Regions from separate parts of the Homo sapiens genome. Here region 2 is linked to region 1. A link is an interaction called in ENCODE POLR2A ChIA-PET data of the cell type or tissue named here. Cell type or tissue: Panc1. All regions are shown on one strand. Region 1 overlaps LONRF2 (LON peptidase N-terminal domain and ring finger 2). Region 2 has its middle 43 kb from the start of LONRF2.

Region 1 (4,000 bases):
TATTAAACATCTTTCAGCTATTTCAGGATTTATTCCAAGGAATTTGTTTACATAAATTGTTTAAAGTTTTTTTCCTATTTGTTTTTTCTAAGTATATAGTTATGTTTGATAACCTCTATATTGACCTTGTAGTCAGCAATCTGGATAAATCATTTATAATTTCTAATAGTTCCTACATTCTTCTGGAGTTTCTATGTATGCCAGGTCATCTACAAATAATGACAGTTTTTTGTTTTATCTTTTATTTTTCCAATCTTAATACATAGCTATCTAGAATCTCCAGTGAAATGCTGAGTGGCAGTGAGAATAAAACAGTGTTACCTTCTCATTCAATGGGAAAACATTATTTCATCATTAATTATGATAGCTGCTATCTCATTTTTGTAGACTTTTAAAAAATTAAGAAAGTTCCTTTTTATTCGTAGTTTCCTGAGAGATGCATCATATCATTTTTCTTTTTTCTGTAAAGATGGTGAATTACATTGCTTGATTTTCCAGGATTAAACAAAACTTAACCTGCTTGCTACTGATGTGATATTCTTTAAGGGTATCAATGGATTCAGTTTGCTAATATTTTATTTAGGATTTTTGCAACTATATTCGTAAGAAACATTGGGCTGTATTTTTCCTGTCTTGTTACTGATTTTGGCTCCTTTATTTCCTTCTTTGTACTCTCTTTGGATTCTATTTGCTTTTCTTTTCCTAGCATCTTGAAATGGAAGCCTAAAGATCACTGACTATCAGCTGTTCTTTGGTAGTATGGGCATTTAAAACAGTAAGTTTCCCTCTAAGCACTGTTGCATTGCATCCCACAGTGTTTGATATCTGTATTTTCATTATCATTCAGGCAAAATAGAAAATTTTCTGGCCGGGTGCGGTGGCTCACACCTGTAATCCCAGCACTTTGGGAGGCAGAGGCGGGCAGATCACGAGGTCAGAGATCGAGAGCATCCTGGCTAACACAGTGAAACCCTGTCTCTACTAAAAATACAAAAAATTAGCCAGGCGTTGTGGCAGGTGCCTGTAGTCCCAGCTACTGGGGAGGCTGAGGCAGGAGAATGATGTGAACCTGGGAGGCAGAGCTTGCAGCGTGCTGAGATCGTGCCACTGCACTCCAGCCTGGGCAACAGAGCGAGACTCCATCTCAAAAAAAAAAAAAAAAAAAAGAAAGAAAATTTTCTAATAATTATTAGAAATTCTAATAATTCTAATAATTATTAGATAATTAGAAAATTTTCTACTTTATGTTGTGATTCATTTTACCCATCATTATATAAAAATATATTGCTTAATTTCAAAATATCTGAAGATATTCTATTTATGTGCTATTTAATTTTAGTTTAAGTCCACAGTGTTTAAAGAACATATACAGTCTGGTTTCAATCTTTTAATATTTATTACGACTTCTTTCATGGCCTAATCCAGGAGTTGGCAAACACAACCACAGGCCAACTCCAACGCTCTGCCTATGGTCATGGGAGCCTAAATGGCTATGTTTTTGCAGTAGTTGTATGTAGTGACACATATTAATTAAATCTAAGTGCTGAAGTATGTTGTATCTATATCCTTACTTATTTTGCAATCCTTACTTTATCAGTTACTAAAAGTTTTGTTCAACATCTCCAATTATTTCCCCTTTTGCTTTTGTCTCCTTTTGTTCTCTCCATATGTGTGTGTGTACACTTGTTGTTAGGTGCATAAAAATTTAGGCATATTATTACACATTTTTTTTCTGTTGAACTGGCCCATTCATCATAAATGTCTTTATTTCTTCTGATATTCCTTGCCTTAAAGAATACTTTATCTGATAGTCACTTTGCCATATCAGGCTTTTGTTTGTCAGTCTTTGTTGCCATCCTACTAATTTTAACCTTTTTTTGTGTTCTTACACCTAAAGTTTACCTCGTGTGTAAACAGCATGTAGCTATACTTCACTTAATCCAATCTGCCAACATTTAGTTTTTAAATGGGAAATTTAGGTCTTCACATTTAATGTAAATTAAATCCCCATTTTTCTATTTCTTTTCTAGTTGTCCCACTTATTCTCTCCTTCTCTATTCTTCCCTCCCATTTTCTTTTGGATTAATCCAGTATTACTTTACTATTCCACTATAGCTTTTTTTTAATTTTACCTTCCTATTGGTGGTTACCCAAGACAACAGAATATGCAAACCTGATTTAGCAGTCTACTTTAAATTGGTACTGTTACTACCTCCAAAACAGTGTACAAACCATACAACAATTTAACTGTATTTACCCATTCTGGCTTTGTCCTGTTGCCATATCTTTCACTTTTATGTATGTTACAAATACCACAAGACATTATTATTGTTATTTGAAATAGTCAATATTGTCTCATATTGTTACACCTTCTAGCACTCTTTACTCTGTGCATTAGTTTCACGCTTCCATATGGATACGTTTCCTTTAGCCTGAAGACTTTCCCTCAGTATATCATGAAATGCAATTCTGATGGTAATAAAATCCTTTAGCTTGAGTTATTTCTTTGGTTTAAAGCACCTTGATTTTGTGAAAAATATTTTCAGGTAAAGAATTCCAGCTAGGTTTTTTTTTTCTTTCAGCACTTTAAAGACATTATTCCATTAGCTTCTAGCTTCAATAATTTTGTCTAAAAGTCAACTGTCAGTCTTCTATGATTCCTTCGAAGGAAATATGTCCTGTCTTCTCTAAATGCATTTAAATTCTCTTTATCTTTGATTTTCAGGAACTTGACTATAATGTACTTGGATGGGTTTTGTGTGTATGTTTGTGTGTGCACTTGTGTCCACCCTGTTGGGCTTAGTGAACTTTTTGATTCAGTGATTTAAAGTTTCTCATCAGATTTGGAAAATTCTCAATTACTTTTTTCTTTAAATATTTCTCTTGCCCTTCCCCTCTCTCTTCTTCCAGGATTCCAATTTCATCGATGTTGGAACTTTTGTCTGTGTCTCACATAACTCCCATGCTCTCTTTTAGTCTTCTTCTGTGATTCAGTTTGGATATTTTCTGTTAACTTGCTTCTGAGTTTTCTCATTCAGATTTCTGATGTGTGCCATCTGGTTTGTAACAAATCTAATTCTCAACTTCAGACATTGTATTTTGAATTTCCAGGATACCCACTTGGTTCTTTTTTATGGACAATTGTCTTCTGAATGCTTTATATTTTCATACATTTATTTACCTCTTTCAACATACGTACTAGTTATTTTAAATTCCACTCATAACTTATCGGCCAAAAGTAGTCACATGGCTCCACCTAATCACAAGTGGAGCGGGAAGTGCAATCCTACCTTGCCTGGGGAAGGTATAGAGATAGACCAGCACTAATGACTACCACACTTCGCTAAGGTCACATAATAAATAAGCATCAGACATCAGGTGTGGTGGCTCATGTCTATAATCCCAGCACTTTGGGAGGCTGAGGCGGGCAGATCACTTGACTACAGGAGTTGGAGATCAGCCCGGACAACATAGTGAAACACGTCTCTACTAAACACACACACAAAAAAAATACGAGGCATGGTGGTGCATGCCTGTAATCCCAGTTACCTGAGAGGCTGAGGCACGAGAATCACCCTTGAACCCAGGAGGCAGAGGTTGCAGTGACCGATATCATGTCACTGCAGTCCAGCCTGGGTGACAGAGCGAGACCTTGTCTCAAAAAAAAAAAAAGAAAAGGCCAGGCATGGTGGCTTACACCTGATATCCCAGCACTTTGGGAGGCTGAGGCGGGCGGATCACAAGGTCAGGAGATTGAGACCATCCTGGCCAACATGGTGAAACCCTGTCTCTACTAAAAATACAAAAATTAGCTGGGCATGGTAGTGCGTGCCTGTAATCCCAGCTACTTGGGAGGCTGAGGCAGGAGAATTGCTTGAACCAGGGAGTCGGAGGTTGTAGAGCCACGCCACTACACTTCAGCCTGGTGACAGAGCAAGACTCCGTCTTAAAAAAAAAAAAAAAAGTCAGAGCTTGGATCTAAACACAGGTATTTCTGATT
Region 2 (4,000 bases), 48 kb after region 1:
TGGTGGCCATTGCAGTGACTGTAATTAGGCCCATGATCACAGAGATTAAAGTGAAAACAAATCTCTTAGATCTTTTTAGAATTTGCTGTAACACTTCATTAATTAAATGTATTGAGGGGGAGGATTCCCAAGCTCTGGGCAAAGTTACTGGAATCCAGATTCCTTCTCGAGCTCGAACCAACATTACACTTTTTCTGGAGTCAAAATGGGAGTTAATACAAGTGTATAAATGACAATTAATGCATTGGATAGTTTGATTGTTCATCAAAATTTTGATATTTCTTGCTAACAGCATGTAAGGAGGCTTAACACAACTCTGTATGGGAACAGTCAGGTTGGAGGTAAGTAAAGCAGAATGTCTGGATCTACGCTGATACTGAGAGAGGGGGACGGTAGTGGAGACAACAGACAGAATAGTTTCCCCTACCCATACTCACAGTCCAGACATGGCAATAGCCAATTTTCAAAGTTCTGGGTGTTCTGGGCTCAGAATGGGGAGTATCATACGAGGCCTCAGTCGGGGGGTAATGCCTTTATCTTCCCATTTTAAGGGAAAGAATGAGCTGAACCTCCTATGCAAAGTAGAATGATGATTCTCATTCTCCCAATAAGAAATAAAATAAGTAGCCTCCAGGCATTCCCTTCCACCAGAGGAGCAATTGTTTTTTAAATAGGCCTTTGGTGTCCAGTCTATTACTAAACCATATGAGTCATTTTTTAATATTACTGCATGTGAGATAACACAGTCTTCCCAAATTAAACTTTTAGATGGGCCCTCAAAATTTTTAGGGCATGGTTTTCCTGCAGGTTTATATTGAAAGTATGGGGTATCTCCAATTACTCCCCCTTTCATTTGTTTTAAAGGAGAAAGGGAGAGGCCAGAGACCAAATGTCCCGGTTCCTCTGTAGCTGATCTCTCTGGAAGATAAGCAGCCCAGATTTGAGTTTCTAGATGGATACAATCAGGTGCATGTCCGAGGCACAGAGGAGGATATTTATAACCCATGGTAACATTAAATGCAGTGCCTTCTTCTCCTGGTTGAGCAGGGCAATGGTCATCTATAGCTCCAGGCATCCACACACTATTATTAGTGTAGATTTCTGCAGGAGCATCTATCCAGGTAAGAGGTCGAATAAGTGGAGGAAAAGGCACATAAGAATAATTATGTGTAGCAGGTAAATCAGTGTGAGAGGAAACTGGTGAGACAGAAAGTATAAGGAGGAGAATCATTAAATAAAACCTACTGTAAGCGAGATTCAGTGCTGAAGGAGGAAGAGAACAGAGGGATGTTATTTTCAGGCTAATAGAAATAGTGAGATTTTTAGGTTTGTAAGGAGAAAAAGAAAGGTAATCAGGAGAAGTGGGATTAGTTAGATGGGTCTCCATTGCCATTAGGGAGGGTTGAATCAGACCCATTGTGATTTGGTGTGCCTGCTTCTGAGGAGTCGGCACAGATCTCACCACGTCTGAGGGCGGTCTCTGACACAGACGTCTTTTCCCTGTGGTTTTCATTGTCAGTATTCACCCGAAGCTTGAGTCTCCTGGTGGGTACCCAGACAGGGGATTGATGATCTCCTGGTGAAATACAAGCATATCCTCTTCCCCACGTTATAATTGTGCCAGGTTCCCAAGTATTACTTTGGGAGTTTTTCCATAACACTGGCTTGCCTTCGTTTAGGGAGAATTTTTTGCCTGTATAATGGCGTTTGGCTGCAGTTAGATTATTATTCTTAGGGACATTTAAAAAATTTAAAGTAAACAATGCCAAATGTAATTGGGAGTGGGGGGTAGTTAAATTATGTTTTTGTTGGTCAGACTATTTGGACAATTGGGCTTTTAAAGTGTGATTGGCCCGTTCCACCACAGCCTGTCCCTGAGGATTGTAAGGGATTCCAGTAATATGGGAAATTCCCCACTGTTGCATAAATAAATCAAAAGCCTTACTAACACATCCAGGGGCGTTGTCTGTCTTAATTTGATATGAAAGCCCCATAACTGCAAAGCAAGAATACAGATGTTTTGTAACATGGGCCGTGCCTTCCCCTGTTTGGCAAGTAGCCCAGTTAAAACCTGAGAAGGTGTCTACAGAAACATGCACATATGACAGTCTGCCAAAGGAGCTCACATGAGTCACAACCATTTGCCATAAAGCATTAGGAATTAGGCCTCTGGGATTAACGCCAGGTTCCTGGTTTAGAAGTACAAAGACTTGACACTGAAGGCAGCTGTGAACAATAAACTTAGCCTGTTTCCAGGTAAGAGCAAATTTATCTTTTAATCCAGCAGCATTGACATGAGTGAGATTATGGAACTCCTGAGCTTCTTGGGTTGCAAAAGAGACCAAACAGTCAACTTTATGGTTACTGGCAGACATGGGTCCTGGTAAACCGGTCCCTCCATTCGGGGTCCCTGACTTCCTACAACACAGAAACTAACCAAATATGTATTAAAAAAAACTAATTATCTGCTGTTTAAAATTCAGTGACATTAGGCAGGTTGGCTGAGGCAGAAGAATCACTTCAAACCCGGAGGTGGAAGTTGCAGTGAGCTGAGACCATGCCACTGCACTCCAGCCTGGGCAACAGAGCGAGATTCCATCTCAAAAAAATAAATACATAAAAAAAATGATACAGAAAGATATACCATGCAAACATGAATTTTAAAATTAAAAGTCTAATAGCTAAAATTGTTAAAAATTTAAATTTATTGTGATATCTATTTCATTCCTGACATTAAGTTAAAATTATTAAAGTGCATTTATTTATTTATTTATTTATTTATTTATTTATTTTTTGAGACGGAGTCTCGCTCTGTCACCCTGGCTGTAGTGATCTCTGCTCACTGCAAGCTCCGCCTCTCGGGTTCATGCCATTCTCCTGCCTCAGCCTTCCAAGTAGCTGGGACTTCAGGCGCCCACCACCACGCCCAGCCAACATCTAAGGCCAGGCATGGTGGCTCACACCTGTAATCCCAGCACTTTGGGAGGCTGAGACAAGTGGATCGCCTGAGCTCAGGAGATTGAGACCAGCCTGACCAACATGGTGAAACCCTGTCTCTACTAAAAACACAAAAATTAGCCAGGCATCATGGTGGACACCTGTAACCCCAGCTATTTGGGAGGCTGAGGCAGGAGAGTCTCTTGAACCTGGAAGGCAGAGGTTGCAGGGAGGCGGAGGTTGCAGGGAGCTGAGGTTGCGCCAGTGTACTCCAGCCTGGGTGACAGAGTCAGACTCCATCTCAAAAAAAAAAAGTTTTTTAAAAAGTAGGCTATATTAATATCTGATCAAGTAGAAGAAGAGCAAAAATATTCCAAAGAAAAAAGACAAAAATAAAGATGAGAGAAAAATAAAATTGAAAATAAGACACTAATAGAGAAAATCAATGAAACAAAAAGCTTTGAAAAAAATTAATATTAATAAAACTTTAGCAAGACTGATAACAATAAAAATATAGAAGATACAAATCATCAATATAAGGAATGAAATAAGGTCTATTACTACAATTCTGCAGTCATTAAACAATAAAAGGGTGATATCACAGAAAATATCACAGTAAGGACCTTTGAAAATTATCTCCTTCATAAAAGCAATTAAAAAAAACTGGCAAAAAGAATTGTCAGAATCAATGTTTTTAGAGCTCTGCAAATTAACCAAAGGGTTGCAACAATTCAGGACACATTAATTCAAAAAAAATGGGTGAATCTTAGAACACTGAACTGAAACTGCCTTTGCAAAAATTAGAAATCTAACCTAACTGATAACATCTTGTTTCTAAACCTCACAAGCTAACTGCCTTTGTTAGCTTTAAAACAAAGATGGTAACAGTCCCTTCCTTGCTATCCCCCTCCTTGCTCAGGACTGAAGTCACTTTTGTAAGACCTATGAAAGACCACAAGATTAGGATTATGGGAGGGGCCTGAATGTTGCTAAAATGTGGGCCTAGTTAAGCGATACCAGCCATTGTTCCCTAGTTTGCCTTTCAATAATTGTTTAGGGCTCT

Evidence for each region. Peaks named below come from ENCODE experiments on the same cell type or tissue, not always from the same donor. Only the 100,000 strongest peaks of a DNase experiment are listed, where the experiment ranks them.
Region 2: POLR2A ChIA-PET joins it to region 1 with 5 read pairs; 2 of 35 experiments call an interaction of 5 or more read pairs at or near these places.

What each region holds. Positions count from the first base shown.
Region 1 is chr2:100,315,173-100,319,172 of GRCh38, forward strand. All of the region lies in intron 1 of LONRF2 (LON peptidase N-terminal domain and ring finger 2), which reads right to left. Among named protein-coding and RNA genes, the nearest start is that of LONRF2, 5.3 kb to the right of the region's middle. In Panc1, no CTCF peak of the experiment used is centred here; no DNase peak of the experiment used is centred here.
Region 2 is chr2:100,363,546-100,367,545 of GRCh38, forward strand. No RefSeq gene overlaps it. Among named protein-coding and RNA genes, the nearest start is that of LONRF2, 43 kb to the left of the region's middle. In Panc1, no CTCF peak of the experiment used is centred here; a DNase peak (open chromatin) is centred at 2,096; H3K27ac peaks cover 325 bases.